2 separate regions of the Mus musculus genome follow, and region 1 is linked to region 2. A link is a loop called in an ENCODE intact Hi-C map of the cell type or tissue named here. Cell type or tissue: left cerebral cortex. All regions are shown on one strand. Links, peaks and the distances in the headings refer to the core of each region. The heading gives the core; the rest is flanking DNA.

Region 1 (8,000 bases), core at 1-8,000, 70 kb after region 2:
AGATCGTAGGCAACACCAAGGTCCTGGAGATCCCCCTGGAGCCAAAGAACAACATGAGAGCCACGTAAGGCTGGGCAGTGGTGGGGACTTCTCGGGAGAGCGAGCAGAGCCTGAGTGACAGTGTTGAGGGGATGGCTAAGAGGAGACCACAACAGCCATCAGCCTTTGCTGCCACTGCCTGATCTTGGAGTGCCTGTCTGCTTTTTCTCTTTAAGAAGTGTTATTTGGAAGCCGGGCATGGTGGCACTCACCTGCAGTCCTAGCACTTGGGCATGTGGATGGAGGCAGGAAGATCTGGAGTTCAAACTATCTTTAGCTACATACTGAGTCCCAGGCTAGCCTGGGCTACATGAGTTCTGGTCTCAATCAATCAATCAATCAATCAAACATCAGTGGGACCTAAAGAAAAATTTCAGTGGCAACACAGAAGGCCACTCATGTGGCACTTACACCTGTGGCTAAGATGGCCACATGGCACACATGTGTCAGCATCAGAGAGCCTTCTCTGAGGACATGAACTCTGGCTTACAGAGAGTCTGTGGGAGGGAGGAAACGAGAACTCAGGGGCACTGGTTGTGATGTCCCCAGCGCTGGGGTTCATACTTGCTTTCTCTCTTCTCTGTCTCACGGCACAGTCCTCTGAGAGATGGTCGATTGTAACTTGTTTGTTAAATTCAAGACTAAGATACTCTGATGTTTGTGGAATAACCCTGGCCAGTTCTACCAGCTCCCTTCTTGAGTTTAGCTGGTGTTTTTGAGAATAGAAGCATTGACATGAACATTTTCCTAGAGAAGCAATCTCCACTCAGGAGATTGTCCAAGTGCTCTGTGAACCCCCCTCTCTCTCCCTCTCCCTCCCCTCTCTCTCTCTCCACCTCTCTCTCTCCCTCCCATCCCCTCTCTCCCTTTCTCCCCCCCCTCTCTCCCTCCCCCCTCTCTTTCTTTCTTTCTTTCTTTCTTTCTTTCTTTCTTTCTTTCTTTCTTTCTTTCTTTCTTTCTTCCTTTCAGCATCTTGGTATACCCTTCAGTTTGTAATGCCCAGGGGGACATTACAGTTCCCCCCCACACACACACACACACTGTGGCTGGTGGGAGGAGGCCACCTTAGGTGGGTTGGTGGGTAGTTTTTTCTGGGCAGTAAGATGGTTCTCATGTCCTGACCTCTCTTGTGTGTAGCATCGACTGTGCAGGCATCCTGAAGCTCCGAAACGCTGACATCGAGCTGCGGAAGGGCGAGACGGACATCGGCAGGAAGAACACGCGTGTGCGCCTGGTGTTCCGCGTGCACGTCCCAGAGCCCAGTGGGCGCATCGTCTCCCTGCAGGCTGCGTCCAACCCCATCGAGTGCTGTAAGTCAGGGCTGAGGAAGGGGCATGTGAGCATCCCCCCTGGGCAGGTGACCTGCAGGAATCCACCGGTCTGTGGTGACCCAAAGGGCAGACACTGTGCCCAGGTTTTGATGTCTGCTTCTGTCTGCTTGTGGAGACTTCTCTCAGGAAATAAAACATAGGGCAAGTGATGGGAGCTAAGAGAGGTTGATGGCTTTATTTAGAAGATGTGACAAGTTTAAATTTGGTGTTGGTCTTCAGAAGTGTGACACATTTGCAGTCAGTTCCTGGAGCACACATCCCATTCCTTCCTTGTGTCCTGCCTCCTCTTAATGAGATTCACAATGGTATCGCATTGTCTTTGAGCTGTGATTCTGCAAAGGTTGTGGAAAGCAGCTAGCCATAAGCTCAGAGCAACCCCAGGTCACTGGCTGGGATCATTATACCCATTTCACAGGTTAGAAGTCTGAGTATCCAGTGCCTGTGCCCAGAAGAGTGAGACTGGGACTGGAACCTCAGAACCTTGCAGATAGTAGTGGCTCTCCACCCCAGCCTTCCACCTGTCCCTGCCTGCTGTCTGAGGTCTGTCTAGGGTCACGGTCAGGGGTCATACCAAGTGTCGGGCATCCACAGAGCAGTAAAACTCTCTCTATCCCAAAAGCTTACAGTTTAGTGAAGATAAAGGCCCCACCCCCAAAGATGGATGTAGTTAGGGAAAATTTTCAGAGCCTGGTATAAAAGAAAAGTTCTGCCAGGCTTCAAAGGCAGTTGCTGAGCTCCTGGCATTTTCATCGGGGTTTTGCTGTCTTTGTGCTGTGACAAAGCTTACTTGTGCACATATGCATGTGTGTACACATGGATGAAGTACTGGGGATTGAACCCAGGACCTTGTGCATGCCAGGCAAGTGTTCTGCCACCAAGCTACCTCTCCAACACTTTCACAAACACTTTTCTTTCTAAAGGAGAGAGGGTCTTGCTAAGTTGCCCAGGCTAGATTTGAACTCTCAATTCTCTTGCCTTAGCCTCCTGAGCATCTGGGATTATAGGCCTAGGCCAGGGGCTAGATAGCTGTTACATTTTTGAAAGTTCAGTTATTCTTTTAAAAAGAATAAGGGAGGGGGGAAGGTAAACATTGTTCCAGGGATTAAAAACTGCTTCTCTGCTCTTTCACTGTCTTTAAGGTAACTTTATGTTGTAATCATGATTCTCACTTGAGTTCATCTCAATCCTTATTTTACTGGATGTGGTAAAAGCTCACTTTGCTCTTATATATCCATTTCCCTCAGTGACCAGGGAGATGGAGGCAGAAGCAAAAGAAGTGGGCAGGGCAGGGGGAGACAATAGGGTGTTGTGGAGACTGGGGACCAGAGGCTACTCTGTCCTTCTCAGTGGGCAGCTGTGAGCTGACAGAAGCCTGTGCTATCACATGGAAACGTGGTCTGGATGTCCGATTCTGATTTTAAAAGATTAAACAGGAAAAAAAAAAACCCCAAACAATTTCTGGCTTGAAAATGACAATCAGGGAAGATATGGCTCAAATGTAGTCTGCCCTTAGCACTCCGGAAGCCCTGGATTCTGTCTCCCCCCACCCCCAACATCCACATGCGCTATTGATTAAAAATGGCAGTAAATTCAAGATACTCAGAAAGCCAGGCAAAACCTATGAGAGGCTCCACTTATCAGTAGTCATGAGCCATGAATGAACAGAGAAAAACTCCAGGACCGTGTGCCCTAATGCAGCACAGAAGAGCTAACCGCCACTCGGTCGGGCTGGAAGCAAGGACAGAGCGCGGCCTCTGCACCGATAGTACTCCGGCTTGGTCTGATGGAGACCAGGGAAGGGCCAGCGGGAGCTTGCAGCTCACCCAGGCAAAGCTGGGGTGCTAGTAAGTCTGCGTCCAGAGTTGGGAAACAAGAGCCACCATCAGGGAAGAAGAGACAGAGCGATAGCCACATGCTCACCCCTGTTCTCTGGTCTCAGGAGCTGCCCTCTCCTGTTTGAGTTCTACTGTCTTAGGATTGTTCTAGAAGGAAACACAGACTCTGTGTGATCTTTGGAGGGGTTGAGCTGACGGCGTTCCTCTTTTGGATGGGCAGCTCATCTTCAATGTGAGACTAGGGTCAGCGGCAGGTTAGGGACAAAGCAGGTGTCTTATCCGGTTCTCTGGACTCTTCAAGCCTTGTCTGACATCACCCTCAGGTCTTCGGGAGCCTCCAGGAACCACGGGTGCCTTCAGCAAGGCTGTCAGGGCATTCAGAAATCCTTTGAACCTTGCAAATCTGCTGCCTCCCCACCCATCTCAGCCACCCCGTCTTCCTCCTTCTGACAGATAAGGAACCCAGCCTTTCTTGGTAAAGTGATTCACTGTTTTTACTCAGTAGTAGCAAAGCTGGAATCACACATTTTCTAGTTCCGTGAAATATCTTCTTTGGCTTCTACAATGCCGTTTCTCTCTCTCTCTCTTTTCTGGTGCAGCCGCTCTCAGTGGCTGGCCAGTCATTGTCCCTCACTTCCAGGTCCGCTGGCTTTACTGCCTGGTTTGTTGTATTCTAGACCCTTGTGAGACCGTGCCAGCTTGCAGTGGGCTGACTGGCTTGGTTTATAGCCTGTAGGCAGATAGTGAGTACATAGTGACTCACACCTGTGGACGCAGACGGTGACGGGTAAATATTTATTGTCTAATTGACACACTGCTGGGGAGGGTAAGCTGGTCAAACAGAGTAGGCTGGTTCGTATTTACAAGGCTAACTTATTTATTTTGGAAAGGTGCCTCCTGTGCCACGGCTTGGGAACAATGACATGTTCTTAGGCCATGCTGAGGGACAGGCTATTTGGACAGTGGTCTTATGTTGCCTGTTGTGGTTTTTCCCATCTCACCGCTGCACGGCCTGGCACACGTAGTTCTCAGCACCCAGCCATTTCCCAGGCTTCTGCTCAGTGGTCTCAGCTGCAAGCCTCCTCCACAGCAGGGGAAAGGTGTGGCTTCGCCCTGGGCTAGTTCCTTGGTCCCTCTGAGCAGGTACCATGCAGCGGCTTAAATCTTAGGCATGCATGTTCCTTGATGTGGGGCAGACGTCTGTCCTGAGGTAGCTGCTGGGTTAGATGGTGGCAGCTCATCTACCTCTCTCCTGCGTTCCTCTGTGTGTTTGTAGGGCTCAGGTTTCTGCCTTGTCTCCTTGGGGTCCTGTCCTCTCCCTCTGCTGCTGTGTCCCCCTCAGCTCTGCCATGGGTGGGGACTTAGGCCCCCTCCAGCCTTGGACACGATCGAGTCTGTCTTTCCTTGCTCACTCAAAGACCTTACTTCTGAACAAGCCCCTTCCCGTTGTCAGGTGCAGCTGGGGTGGGGGTAGGGCGGTCACTGTCCGGCCACAGCCCTCTCTGATGTGGTCCCCGATGCTTCACAGTTCCCAGTGGCGGAGTCTTCCTCCCATTGCTCTTCCTGTTTGCTGACTGCTCCACACAGGCAGGTGCTTGAGCTTGACTGAACCCTAGAATCATGTGTGGGTCAAAACCATATATACACAGGCAAACATTTACACAAATACATACAAGTGACACATGTATGCACACAAATGACACATGTAACATATACACATATATGATATACATAATATGTGCACATATACACATATAAACAACACTAATGCACACATGTCTATGAAGATACACATGTACTTAATACACATATGTGAAAATACATAAAATAGCACATGCATACATGTGCATATACATACACATATATACAAATATTTATACATATGCACACATGTACACTCATGCACATGTATATACATACACACTTAATACAATATACACCTACATGTATACATATATATACATGCACATGCATATATAGTTACTTACATATATACGTATACATGCACACACATATATATACACATCTACACATAGATACATATATCATGTAGGTGTATACACAAATATGCACATTTACATGTATACATATGCACACTTATATATACACATGTGCACACACATGCACATGCAAGCACACACATACACTCTGTCTTCATTTAGGGTATGGTCTTGGAACAGAGACTCTTAGGGAGTCTGCCATGTGTCTGACGTAAGGCATAGAGAGCTTGTGACCTCCTTCCTCCCTGCCCTTTACTTAGTTGGCTAAGTCCTTGCCCACAGGCTCCCAGTGGAGAAAATGTTCCCGAGCCCAGAAGGCCTCAGGTCCCTCTTTGGGTACCGACTATCACACTCCCTAATGTCCCTCCTGCAAGGCCAGGCTGGGCAGGTATTTGCCAGGCTTGTCACTTGGACGGTTCTAGGACATTGAGGAAGTGAAGGGAAGATGCCTTCCGAGGCTTCCCAGTGGGCCATGAAATGAAAGGCAGTGTCTGCAGGTCCTGGCAGCAGGTACTGTGAGACCTGTGCAGAGTCTCCCGATCGTCTGTGACTGAGACCTGCAGATTCTCTCCTCAGCCTTCAGATTCATCCTCACAACCACGTTTCAGGAAATGCCTAAAGCAATTGTATGGGAGGCCCTGCCCACCCAGGTCACGACCTGAATTCACTTGGTTTCTTTTGCAGAGTGGGAGGTGGGTATGGGCTTGTCTCTCTGACACATACATTTCCTCTGAGGTGTAATTAAGAAACTGTAGCCTTCACAGAGGTGCCATTTAGCTGAATGGCTAAATACATCTCATGTATATGTGTATATACACATAAATATACACATTTACAGGTATACATATGCACACATAAAAATATTTATACATGTATGTATATACACACACACACATATGCACACACAAGCACACACATACACTCTCTTCATACTCCCTCATCACCACCATTCTTGCCAAGACACAGAGCACCTGGCCTTGTCAGGTCCCTGTCACCCCCTCAATGACTGCCTCTTCCCAGGCTCCAGAGAGAGGCAGTCACAGATTGGCTACCTGTCGCCAGCGATGGATGTCCCCAGCTCTGTGACTTTGTAGAGTGGAATACATGCACAGGCTGTGCACCTTGGGGGCCTCCTGTTGCTGGAGTCAACAGTTTGCCCTTATGGGTGGCTGAGCAGTGTTCAATTGTACGAACACAATGGCTTAGTTACCAGCAATGAGTATTGGCCTGCCCCACGGTGTGGGTGTTAGGATAAAGACGTGAGCATTCTTGTGTGGACAAAGGCCTTCCTTTTTCCTGGTAAACACCCAGGGAAGGTGTTGCTGAGTCCTTGGGTGTCACACATTCTTGCTTCTGTACTTTTTATCTTTCATTACAGGGTGCTTGAGTCTCTTCTTTGACACTTTGTATATAAATAGATAAAATTTGCACCTTGGGAGAGGGCACACAGCCCAGGCCTGTGCCAGCCTCTGCATCCCAAGAAACTTGCCAGCAATGGCCCGAGACGACCTTGAACACCACAGGGGCCACAGCAGAGTGAGTAGAGTTTAAATAGTGGTTAGGAGTCTGTGTTCTGGATCCAGAGGCTTGGGTTCAAATCCAGCCTTACTAGCCACTTAGTTCCAGGGAAGTTACTTAATGCCCTATACCTCAGTTTCCCTATCTATAAAACAGGAGTAGTTCTAGTACCCCACTTGCTGGTCTGTGCTTAAGTACACGTGTGTCACATAATAGCATGACTGTGGTCACAGCTGTAGCCCTCTCTCCCACTATGATGGTGCAGGGTGGACAGGTCACCTGTGACAGTCCCTGTAGCACTACAGAGCGGACTTGCCCTGCCCCTGGCTGTTAGCACATCACAGGGAGCCTATAGCCTGGGAAGCTGCAGGTGCGTGTGGGCCTTAAGCAAACACGAGGTGCCCCAGGGGAGCACAATGGCCCACACACCCTACCACTCAGGAGGAGCCAGGCTACCGTAAGTCAGGGGAGGAGAGCGCAGACTGGCAAAAGTTGCCAAGAGAACTGCTCTGAAGCTACCCAGGTAGCTTCCTGCTGGTGGACGTTCCCCTCCCCCCTAGCTGGCCCTTTCCCCATCCAGCCACCTGGGAAGAGGCAGGCAGAACTGCCCTTGATGGAGCGCACACAGTATGTCCATGGGCTTGCACGTACCAGCCCCTCACTGGCCTCATCACCCTGTGGGTCCCTTGCCTTCTCATCCAGAAATATTGGGATATATTTGCTGAGCACTGACATGCACCAGTGACTCAGGCAGGCCTGATCCTCAGAGTCCACCCCCTCCAAGGCTGGGGTTCGGAAAGACTGGCTGCTTAGTGCAGCCCTGGCTTACATAAGGAAGGGGCCAAAGGCTCAGCTCTCTCTGTCTCGGCAACCTGGACCCTTCGCTGATCATGGAACCCGTCGGTGAGGTTCATGCGGCCTCTAGGGAGAGTCTTGTTAAATAAAGATGGTTGAGAATGCCCAGGGCATTGGAGGGAGAAAATCAAGGAAGGCCAGGCCAGGAAAGAAAGAGAAAGAGAAAAAGAAAAAGAAAGAGAAAGAGAAAGAGAAAGAGAAAGAGAAAGAAAAAAGAGTATAGTCTGGACCTGGTGCCGCGTGGACGAGATGCCAGGGATAGGAAGCTGAAGCCTCCAAGACCATGTGGTGACATCGACTCCCTAGTGGGCACATGGACAGTCCCCACTATAGGAGAACCTCCAGTGAGTGGTCACAGCGAACCTGGGGCTGGATAGCTCCTTTAGGCCCAGCTTGGATCTTCTGTGACAGACTGCCATTCC
Region 2 (10,509 bases), core at 2,510-10,509:
AAGTCTCTGTCTTTGCAAGGGAGATTCCCCCAGTCTCCATTTTCTTCTGCCTACAGCAGGAGAGAGAAAGGCAAGCTGACCACCAGCCAGTTTCCTTTCTCTCCACGTCAGCTTTCCAACTTCTCCAGCTTCTAGGAAAATCTTCCCATCTCTCAGAGGGGGAGCCCGGGGCATTCCGAGGGAGGGCTGCTGCTGGCGGGCTGTCCCAGCCCAGTTCTGCAGGCTGGAGCTGTGGATGGGGGGAAATTCACAGTCAGCAGCCCATGATCTGGCAGGGGCAGCCAGGCTCTCTCCAAGATCCTCAGCAAGCTCCCGTTGGGTCACATTCCCGCCTGGGGACCCTGGGACCAGTGGCTGATGGGGAGGGTAGCAATCTTCAGGATTTGTGAGCTGGAAAAAGTGGCACTGAGGATTATTTTGGGAATAGTCAGTCAGGAGCTGCTCCAAGTACAGATTAGAGAAGCTATTAAAAGCAAGACAATGCGCCCTGCAAGGAGTGGGCTGGGGAGACACCTCACTCGGGGCTGCAGCCACAGAACGGGGAGTTCTTTCCAGATGAGGTGAACCTTTCCATCCCACGACTTGGGGAAGGCCTCCCCCGGGACAGCCTCCGCCTGTTCCCTGTCCCTTGCCAGCCCCAGGAGCATCTCACCCAGCCACACCTGGGCCATGGATGACTGGGGTCCCCTGCAACCAGCTGAGCAGGTGGCTGATTGTACAGTCATGCCTGGCTAGCTGTCAGTTATTCAGTCAACAAATATCCACAGGATTCAGGAGTGTAATTCTGGAGCTATACCACGATTGCTCATACTCTCACAGCCTGCTGCTTACTATTTGGTGACCTTGGGGGCTCTGTGCCTCAGTTTCCTCCCCGGCCATAAGTGGGTTTATAGGAGGCTTCATCTGAGAGAGTTCTGAGAGGCCCAGATGAGCTGTGTGTGGCGGACTTGGGAGAGCCTGCCAGAATTGCTTTGAGGTAGACATGAGATAGGACTACAGAGCAGGGACCACCCGTTCTAGAAGTCTCGCCAAGCCCCGAGGAGGACACACAGGCCCCTATTTTCCTAGTCTGGTGGGAAGATGACTCATGACCAGTAAACAAAACAGACGAGACAAGCTGGCCCTCTGTCATTCACTCAACGAGCATTTTTGAGGCAGGCCATAGGCCAGGCCTCTCTCCCAGTGCTGAGGACACAGCCAGGCCGTGAAGCCAGAGCCCTGGCCTGGGGGAGCTGACATTTTGCGGGAAGGTGGAGCAGACAGACGAGACACAAGTGAATCTGGACTTCAAGCCAACAGTGCCATAGAGTCTCAGAGGCACTGGGTGGAACATCACAGGGCTGGGAGGCTGGCTGTACTGCAGCTCAGGGGGACATGTTTCAGAGAGGGTCATGGGAGAATGTCACAGAATAGTGCTGAAGCAGAGTAAGTTGACACACACCTGTCATGCCAGCACTCGAGAGACTTGAGAATCAGGAGTTCAAGGCCAGCCTGAACTTCATAGACAGACTCTGTCTCTCTCAACTTCCCCCAAATCATGGGATGGCATTTAAAGAAGCCAGCTACAGAAATGTGGGGACCAGTGTTCCAGAAAAGGGATGAAGTTGGGCACAGAGTGGGACAGAGGGGACAGACAATCAGACAGGGCACAGGCCAGAGCCTGGGAGGCCATGGTGGTATCTTTCTGTGACTTCTTCCACACTCGGTGGCTAAACAGACAAGTTTCTCTCTCACAGGCTAGGTGGCCCAGGTCATCCTGAGATGATCCCTTGTTGTGGCTGCTGTCACCTCTCAGGGTGGCTCTTGGCAGGTGGCTGAGTCCCATTCACCCCACATGAGATTGCCTGCAGGGCCCTACTATGAGGCTGGAGACCTACTATGAGGTTGTCAGCCAAAAAGGCTGGCAAGGGCCCTCAGCAGACTACTGCTGGACAGAGAGGCACAAGGCAGGGGAGTATTTGGTTAAACTGGGTTTTCGTCTTCTGGCTATCCTGGCAGGATGGCTGTCATCTGATGTTACTAAGTACCTACTGTACACCCAGCACACTTAACCCTGGCCTCTCCTTCTAACCTTGAAAGAAGGCAGGCCTGCTTGACAGGAAGAAGGAAGCACATCTTTAAAAGGGCCAGAGCAGGGGTGACCCTGGTCAGTGGGCTGAGGTGGCCAGAGAGAGAAGCTCAGAAAAGATGGTCTCAAGCCAGGGATGCCACAGGGAACCTAGGGGAGGGCCATGAGTAGGTCTACAGCTCAATGACATGAAGTCCAGAGCTCTGGGTCTGCGCCAGGCTGGCTGCTGGGGCCAGGGAGATTGCTGGAGAGATCGGATGGGACTCAGACTCACCCTGAAGGTGACCTCGGGCTGGGGCCTGAGCATGGGGTCTTGTGGTGACTTGATGTCTCATGAAGATTGGTCATGCAGAGAGACAACAGGGAAGGGACAGATGTCAGCAGAGCAGCCAAGACTCTGCAGTACCCCTGGGAAGGAAGTCACACGGGATGGGGGTAGGTATGGGGACTTGAGAGGTCTTTGGAAAATGTTGCAATACACTCCATTCAATAGGAAAGGAGGTCCTGCCCCCAGACCTGCCTGCCCACCCCCTTCTGGTATCCCCAGGTCACACAATCCATGTGACCCACTTCTCATTTTCTCGAGAGCCACTGAGCCTTGTCTCTGTTTGTGCTCCCAGCATGGCCAGGTTCATGAAACTGCTGATCTCAGAAACCATTGGCTTTGCTATTGCTTTGAAATGGGGTTTTGACACGTGACCCAGGTTGACCTCGAACTCACAGCACTGCCCCTCAACCTTCCAAGAGCTAGGATCCCAGACAACCAGCATCGTCACACGTGGGTGAGCACAAGGAACTTTCAGGGGTGTTTTTCATAGCAACTGAAGAGGTGGAAAGGCTGGTGGGTAAAAGTACGTGGGTTCTGGAGCTTAGTGGCTGGGGTTCAAATCCCACCTCTGCCATTTACTGGCTGGACGACCTTGGGTATAAGGTCTTGCATAACCTCTCTGTGCATAATTCTCTACCTGATGAAATGATCGTCACGAGGCAGTTTGAAGGTTCAGTGAGACCATCGCACAGCAAGCATTCCCTACATTGTTTGATAGGTGTCATAGGCAGGTCCGTAAGCTTACAGGCCCATCTGGGGTATAAATGGAGATGATATGGGCTCTGCATACAGCAAGGGAGGAGACACACAAGGAAGGTCCCATCTGAGCTGCCCTGAGTCCTGGCACAGATGACCATCTTGGGCAGTGCCAGCCAGTGGCATGCTGGCAGAAACACCTGCGGGTCTGTTTATGAGGCTGTTGGGAGGGGGGCATCTAAGAAAAGGGTCCCGAGGGATTCAGCAGCTCCAGAGCCCAGGTGTGCCCCTAGGCCACCTGGGTCCCTTCTCTTTCCTTTCATTCCATTTCTTCTCAGCCTTTTTCCCCTTGCCCGCTGCCAAGTCCCAGTTCCAGCTGAGAGGCTCTATTTTGGGGACTTCTCTTGGATAATTTAGTGGGCGGAAGCTCCCCACCCACCCCCCTCGGAGCACCCCCTCAGCAAAGGGGAGTGTGCTACAGAAGTGAAAAACAGTGGGTGGATCAGTTCAAAAGGACAAAATATTTCTTGCTCTGGCAGTAAGAGAGGAAAGAAATTGTCTGAGAACTCAAGAAGAGCGTTGGAGGGGGCCTAACGCTGCGGCTCATGAGGGCACGTTGGGTGACTCAGCTGTTAGGCCCGGGCTCCAGCCTGGTAGTATTAATTGAGCTTTAAGAGGGGAAAATGCTTAACTGTGACAAAGAGTGAAGGCCATAAAAAACGTGGCTAGTGCTGACTCTCCGAGTTCCAGAAGGCGTCCCCCGAGCAGCTCCAGGCACCTGTGGAGATGGGGACTCGCCTCCAAGGCCTGAGCTTGGGTGGGACCCGAGTCTAAAATTATCCCTGATAATGAGTCCACCAGAGGAGGCCCAGAATGCTGGTTTCCTGCCTTGCTGCTGGCCGCAGAGGCGGAGCTTCCCGGGGAGGCCTCGGGAGGCAGGGGCTGCTGAGCCAAGAACACGGGTCTGCAGCTGCCAGAGTTGGGGTCACCTTGGGGCCGGCCGTGCGAACGCGGGCTCTTGAAGTCTTGATGTGCTCATCTGTAAGCGGGGCTCACAGTACCATGGTCGGTAGGAACAACAAAGGAACTAGATTTTTTTTTCTCTCTCTCTTTTTTAAAGGCTTTGGATGGGTGTGGGAGCCCACACCTGTAACCTCAGTTCTCAGAGAGGTGGAGACCCGAGGGTTCTGAGTTGGAGGCCAACCTGGGCGGTGAAGATCCTGCCTTAGAAAACTCAATAAAATAAATATATTTAATAAACGTAGAAAGGAATGAGGGTGGGCAAGATGCTTCGGGGGCAAAGTCACTTGCTGCCAACCCTTACAGCCTGTGTGGGATCCCAGAGCTCACGTGATGGAAGGAGAGAACAGACTTCCACAGGCTGCCCTCTGACCTCTACCTGTGTACTGTGGCAATGCACATTGGTATATATACACACACAAATACATACATACATATATACATACATACATGTAATAAAACTAAAATGAGTAAGGTTAAGTGCTAAGGGTGGAACCGGAGCCTCTTGCATGCCAGGCAAGAGGTCCGTCTCTGACTGAGGAGCAGGTCTCACAAGAGGCTTTTTAGCTAGATGGGTTGGCTTAGTCTCCAGAAGAGTGGCCTCCAGCTAACACTTGAAGACAGTCAGACAAGCCCAGTCCCCTGCTTAGTCACCACTCACGCCTTGACCGTGGGAAGGCTTTATTATTTTTTAAAGATATGTATTTTTAGCGTTTATGACTGTCTTTAGCACTTCCATTAAATGTGTTCGTTGGACTCGTAGCTCAGCTCTGGGTGGCGAGCCTCGCTAGTGTCTCCATTTCACCCTGTGTGAATGGGCTGCTGACAAGGCAATTCTAGCTGAGGGGGACCTTTCAGAGTGTCTGAGCCATGCTGCCCATGAGAATTTTCTGGAAGGATGAGTGTGGCTTTGCTGTCCAGTGCAGGAAACTGTCAGCCACCTTTTTTTTTTTTTTTTTTTTTTTGAACACCTGCGATGTTGTGGCCCCGTGCCATCAAAGAACTGACTTTGGCAGACTACAGAATCATTAGTTACTTTCATCTTTGCCATGTGTAGCTGGTGGCTGCCATGTTGGTCTGTGCAGGACTGGCTGCTCCCAGGGCCCAAGTATGACTCTGCAGATGTGTGAACAAGGATTGAGAGATGCTCTCCACCTTAGACCTGGCACACAGTAGGTGCTGAGGTAGGGGGCATGTTCACACAGAGTGTACTTACTACCTATCTATGAGAACTCTGCATGGTTAGAAGCAAAAAGAAATGAAGTCTCACTCGTGCGTATGATAAGCAATGGATACCAACCTGCCTGGAACTTTCTTTATTTTAAACCTGAAAGTCCTGCAACTTGGGAATGCTAGGATGGGTGTCCTGTTCCCGTTGTGGGTGATGGGTATGGAGGTCTCAGTGAGACCTCCTTAACAGCTCTGCTGAGCATATCCCAATACACTGTCTACATATTAGTGCTCGCTGACTGAACCAACAGCTGTCTTCATGCCTCGTCAAGCCATCCCGATAAGGGGTGCTTCCAGAGTAGCTGTAAAGAAGTTGGTGGCTCTGAGACTTGGTTTAGTTGGAAAGCAGCATAACTTCCTTGCTTTGAATTTTTTTTAGGTAGACATATATGGCTGTTGTTTGGGACTGGTACAAGTTTCCTCAGCTGCTCTGTGAAGGTGCACCTGGATGCAGGTAGACTTAAGAGAGAGTCCCCTCTGCGGGAGTGAGTTGGGGCTTTCTCAGGCAGGGTTCTTAGTGGTCACTCTGGGAGGTGTAGAGGTCGAGGAGCCACGGTGAGCGTGAAGAACAAAGTGGTCCCATGGGCGAAGTCTGCTCCCCCAATCAGTATCTCTTGTGGGAGGGGGTGATGACTCACTAGCCCTGGGTGCTCCCAAGTTTGTTATCAGAGCCCACAACAGTATTTCAAATTTGCCTATCAAAGCTGGCTTTATCTCTGAGCCCAGAAATTCCCATGGAACACGCAGGTGGAGAAGCAACATAGCTGAAGTCCAGCCCAGTCGTCTTGCCGGCTGCAGCTCAGCCGGCTCTTTCCAGCCATGGCCCAGGTGGGAGCCACGTGTGCCACCCCACACATCTCTTCCCGAGGCTGCAGAGGTCCCGACATCCCTCCTCTTTATTTTCCTGTTTATGCACAGCATGCGTAAACACATGCGTTGCCTGGTTTCAGCGACTCCTTTTCGGCCTTATTGCTGGACCCTCCGAGTAATACTGGAAACCTTGGATTTTCTAAATGAATCTAAAAATAAACTTTGAGGAAAAAAAAATCTTGGACAGTTAGCACAGGCACTGTTATTTATTTCTTTTTCCTTCGTCTTGCTCCTCTTCATCCCTGAACACTCAAGAGTCTGGGCAGTCAGAGGCACTGAGGGCCTAAGGAGACACCCCTGGGCAAGTGTCCAAGGGATGCTGGACAACCCGGGGGTGCAGGCTGAAATCCTGGGGAGCCTTCTCCAAGGGGTATCCTCTCGGAAAGTGGGGTGTCAGGAGGCTGAATTTAGGCAAAGCTGCAGCGGGGAGGCGGTGGCTGTCTGCGAGTTTGCACGCAGCTCCTGCAGGGCCTGGCGGGCCGCGCCCCCACCCCTGCGCGCCTCCCTCTCCCTGACTTTTTCTCTGCCCCGAACAATCAGGGACTTGTGCTTGGCGGCCGAAGGAGCCACGGAGCTGGCTGGCCGCGGAGGAGGCGACGTCATGGATTCCTGAGTGTGAAGTTTTCAGGAAAGCCCTTAGTTTTGGAGATGGACGGGATCCAGGGGTTTCCATGGCGCTGAGTAAACAGGAGGAAACAGTGAGGGAATCCCGTTATTTTACTGCATTGAAAGCCTATAAACACGGAGCGCGGGGAAGGAAGTCGCGTTGCCTCTGGAGTAAGCGACCGCGGAGCGCCGGGAGCCCGGGGAGCCTGAGCAGGAGCCCGGAGCACGGCAGCGGGAGCACGGAGAGCCGGAGCAGGAGCACAGGAGTGGGAGCACGGGGAGCCAGAGCCCCGGAGCGGAGCCTAGGCGCTGCAGCGTCTGCGCCGCTCCGCCAGATCACAGCACACGGTCCCCAGCCTGCTGATCCCGGCGCCTACAGATGCAGCGCCCCGCATTGCGCAGGCCGGGCCCCCGCCAGCCCCTCCGCACCATGGGGTCTGCGGACCGAGGTAATCGCGCCGCCATTGGCTTCCCTGCCTGCATTCCTGCTCGCATCCCTTCCCGCATCCTCGCATCGCATCCTCGCTCCGCTGCCTACCCCTACCCCTCCGGGAGGCACCCCACGCAGTCCCCGCTCGCAGGTAGAAGCACAGATGCGGTGAAACAGGGGCGCACGCGCACATCCTGGCCGTCGCCGGTGGTGATTCTAGGAAGCGTCTCCAGGCAGGTTTCCCTGTGTGTGTGTGGCGCGGGACACCAGGAGGGGGGTCTCGCTGCTAACCCGCTGGCTTATTCTCTTGTTGCTCTCGGCTTTGACAGCAGATGCCACCGTCCTTGTCATCATTATTATTTAGCCCCCCCTCCCATAGGCTTGACATTTTGCTATTTACTAATACAGAAAGACATCTCTTCCCAGTTACATCACCAGATGCTCTGGGCCATTCAAACAATTTAAGCCATTTTCTCCCCCTTTTTGGGATGAGTCTGAGGGCTCTTCCAGCTCCCCCACCACAATTTAAAGTACCATGAGCTTGTTCTGCCAAAGAGATCACAGACGCCCCACTGTCCCCGTTTCTGCTCCATCTTCTCCTTTGAGATGTAACCTTGAAGCCATCCAATTTGGTTCTTGGGGGAGAGAGTTAATGAGTGAGAATATAATATGAAATCTAGCCCATCTGGTTGGGATTGTAAGGGGATTGGGCTGGGGAGTCAGAAATCGGGTCTTTAAAGTGGAAGCTGTTGGATGGTTTCTGTGGGGCCAGTTCGTGTGGAGGGAGGGACAGGGGCACCGCCGAATGCGAAGGGCTGAAGGGTTAAGCGGAATACATCCGCGTAGGAGGAGTTAGCCCCGTGTCATAAAATCTGAGTTGAATGTAGGTTTTGTGCTCAGCGTGGTGGACTGAAGTCCTGGGGGGGGGGGGCGGTGGGGCGGAGGCAAATGACAGCTTTGGCAAGTAAGCCCAAGGTGGGGGTGGGGGTGGGTCTTGCTGAAAACCGGGTCCAAGCCCCATCCCGGTTCAGTAAAAGATGTGTTTAGCCACCTTCAACCTCAGCTTATTTTTTAGTAGAGCGGGACTTTTGAAAGCCGGATCCTGCCAGCGCTTGGGACCTTTTCCTGGTATCAGTCTACTCTGCCCCCTGTCAGTGTGCTTACATGGCACTGGTGCAGTGACATAATGTCAAGAGAAAAAAAAAAAGCGCTAATATTGTGTCAGGTGTCAGAGTGATGCTCCCAGGCAGGCCAGGCATATGTCAAGGCCTTGGAGTGATTTTTACCGCAGAACAAACCAAAGCCAAGACATAGATGCTCTGACCTGGGGTTGAGGGGACAGGATGACAGTACAGACAGACAGATGCTCTGACCTGGGGTTGAGGGGACAGGATGACAGTACAGACAGACAGATGCTCTGACCTGGGGTTGAGGGGACAAATGACAGGATGACAGCACAGACAGACAAATGTCAGATTTTAGCTCCAAGAGGGAGGAAGAGAGGCCCACACGGAGAACTCAGCGTCTGCTTTGTGCCTTCCTGTGGCGATTGTAACCCTCTGCCCTGGGCTGGGAATGTTCTGTTAAGGTCTGGGAGGACACAGGTCTCTTGTCCCGTTTCCCAGTCCGTGTTCAAGTGCACAAGAATGGGACGAATGTCTATGCTGCTGTGCTTGTATAGGCAGGATGCAGGACACCAGACTGAATCTTGCAAACATGACACAGCACTGAGTAAGGCTCACAGAAAACAGCTCCAGGCATCACAGACAGCTGCCTTGAGATAGGCCGATCGCTGTTCTCTGCCTAGGGGTCCCCAGAGAAAACAACGAGGGCACCGAGGGCACCATTAAACTCAACTGCCTGCTGGATGAGACCCTCAGCGTCCCAGGGATGGTGCTGATGGGCAGTCCCAGGGCATAGGATAGAAATATTTGCACGGCAAGGAAAACTGCAAGCTTGCTGTGCAGATGGTCTGAAGCCCCAGGGGAGCTTAAAGATGTGGAAGGGGAGTGTTCAGTGTTATCTGAAAGGTGATGGAAAGTATTTCAGGAATAAACAAACTTGAGACGAGTTTTGCTTCCCTCCCAGGCCCTGGTCCCCTGACTTCTGCGTGGGTTGGGGTATCTGCTTGGCCACGTCAGAGCTGTGGGCTATCAGGAAATTAACTTCACCTCTCTGTGCCTTAATTTCCTCATCTGTAAAATGGAATCTCTAAGAAGGCTTTTTTTTTTTTAAAGGGGTGGTTGTGAGAACCAACAAACTCCAGACACAATTTTTCTCATCACGAATGCTCTGTGAATGCCTGCTGCAATTTCTATCATATTAAAGATAGAAACTAATATTGAATAGAGACTGATCATCAGCTGCCATTCTTCTAATACATGTCCTGTAGATCATCCCCTGCCCCGTCTTTAGAAATAGGGCCTCATGTAGCCCAGACTAGCTTCAAATTCATTTGGTGACCAAGAATAACCTTGAACTTTTGGTCTTCTGCTGCTATCTCCAGAGTGCTGGGTTTACAGGTATGAGCTACCATGCCTGGGATATGGGGTGCTAGGGACTGAACCCAGACAATCTCTTCACTGGCTGAATTACACCCAAAGTCCCCTAGACCTCTTAAGGTCTTTTAAAAACATACTGGAGCTTTGAAATGACACAGATTGGGTTAAGATGTGATGACTTCAGAAGCCTCAATGTCCTCATTTGCAAAAAATGACTAATGACAGTATAGTCTTCGTAGGGCTGTCGTGCGCGTCACACGAAACCATGCATATAAAAGACTTAGCTCTGTTTAACCTGCGGTGAACGCATACCCAGCGTTGGTATCTGATGGGTGAGGACAGAAAGACCAGCATTGCCAGAAGTCACACACACCAGGAGAAGTGTAGGGCCTGGCCCTGGATGAGCCACCACTGTCCCTGTTAGCTTGCTGTTGACTCAGAGCTGTCTGGGGCTGTCTGCCTTCAACTTACAATGTCTTTTCCTTTTCTCTGAGACTGTATTTGGCGTGTACTGTACTCTCCTCCCTGGAGGAGGGCAGTGAGGCACAGAGAAGGCACAGGGAGGCACAGAGAACTGGCCAAGGGTTACCCAGTAGGAAAGTGGCAGAGTCAATTTGAAGCGCAGGCTCAGCTGTCTTGGGTACTTGCAAACACCAGCCTAACTTCTGACCGCCGCCGACATACACATCACTTAGACCTTGGCTCTAGACTCTTTCTCCAGCCCAGTGATGTTCTCTGACACATCTTGGAAGAGGAGAGA

The links. A loop is a pair of places that touch in the nucleus more often than their neighbours do. Peaks named below come from ENCODE experiments on the same cell type or tissue, not always from the same donor. Only the 100,000 strongest peaks of a DNase experiment are listed, where the experiment ranks them.
Region 1: it touches region 2 in a loop (1.8-fold over the local background); 9 of 42 quality-filtered maps call a loop at or near these places.

The regions. Positions count from the first base shown.
Region 1 is chr2:168,528,267-168,536,266 of GRCm38, reverse strand. It overlaps Nfatc2 (nuclear factor of activated T cells, cytoplasmic, calcineurin dependent 2), which reads left to right. Exons shown (of 11, transcript NM_001136073.2): 4 at 1-64; 5 at 1,177-1,349. Among named protein-coding and RNA genes, the nearest start is that of Nfatc2, 58 kb to the left of the region's middle. In left cerebral cortex, for the core only: no CTCF peak of the experiment used is centred there; a DNase peak (open chromatin) is centred at 3,720.
Region 2 is chr2:168,598,227-168,608,735 of GRCm38, reverse strand. Gm52535 (a long non-coding RNA gene) reads left to right here and starts at 4,015. Exons shown (of 3, transcript XR_003953968.1): 1 at 4,015-4,161; 2 at 5,722-5,796; 3 at 6,090-6,383. It also overlaps a transcript of Nfatc2 not described here. In left cerebral cortex, for the core only: no CTCF peak of the experiment used is centred there; DNase peaks (open chromatin) are centred at 6,913 and 7,398; H3K4me3 peaks cover 1,536 bases; H3K27ac peaks cover 629 bases.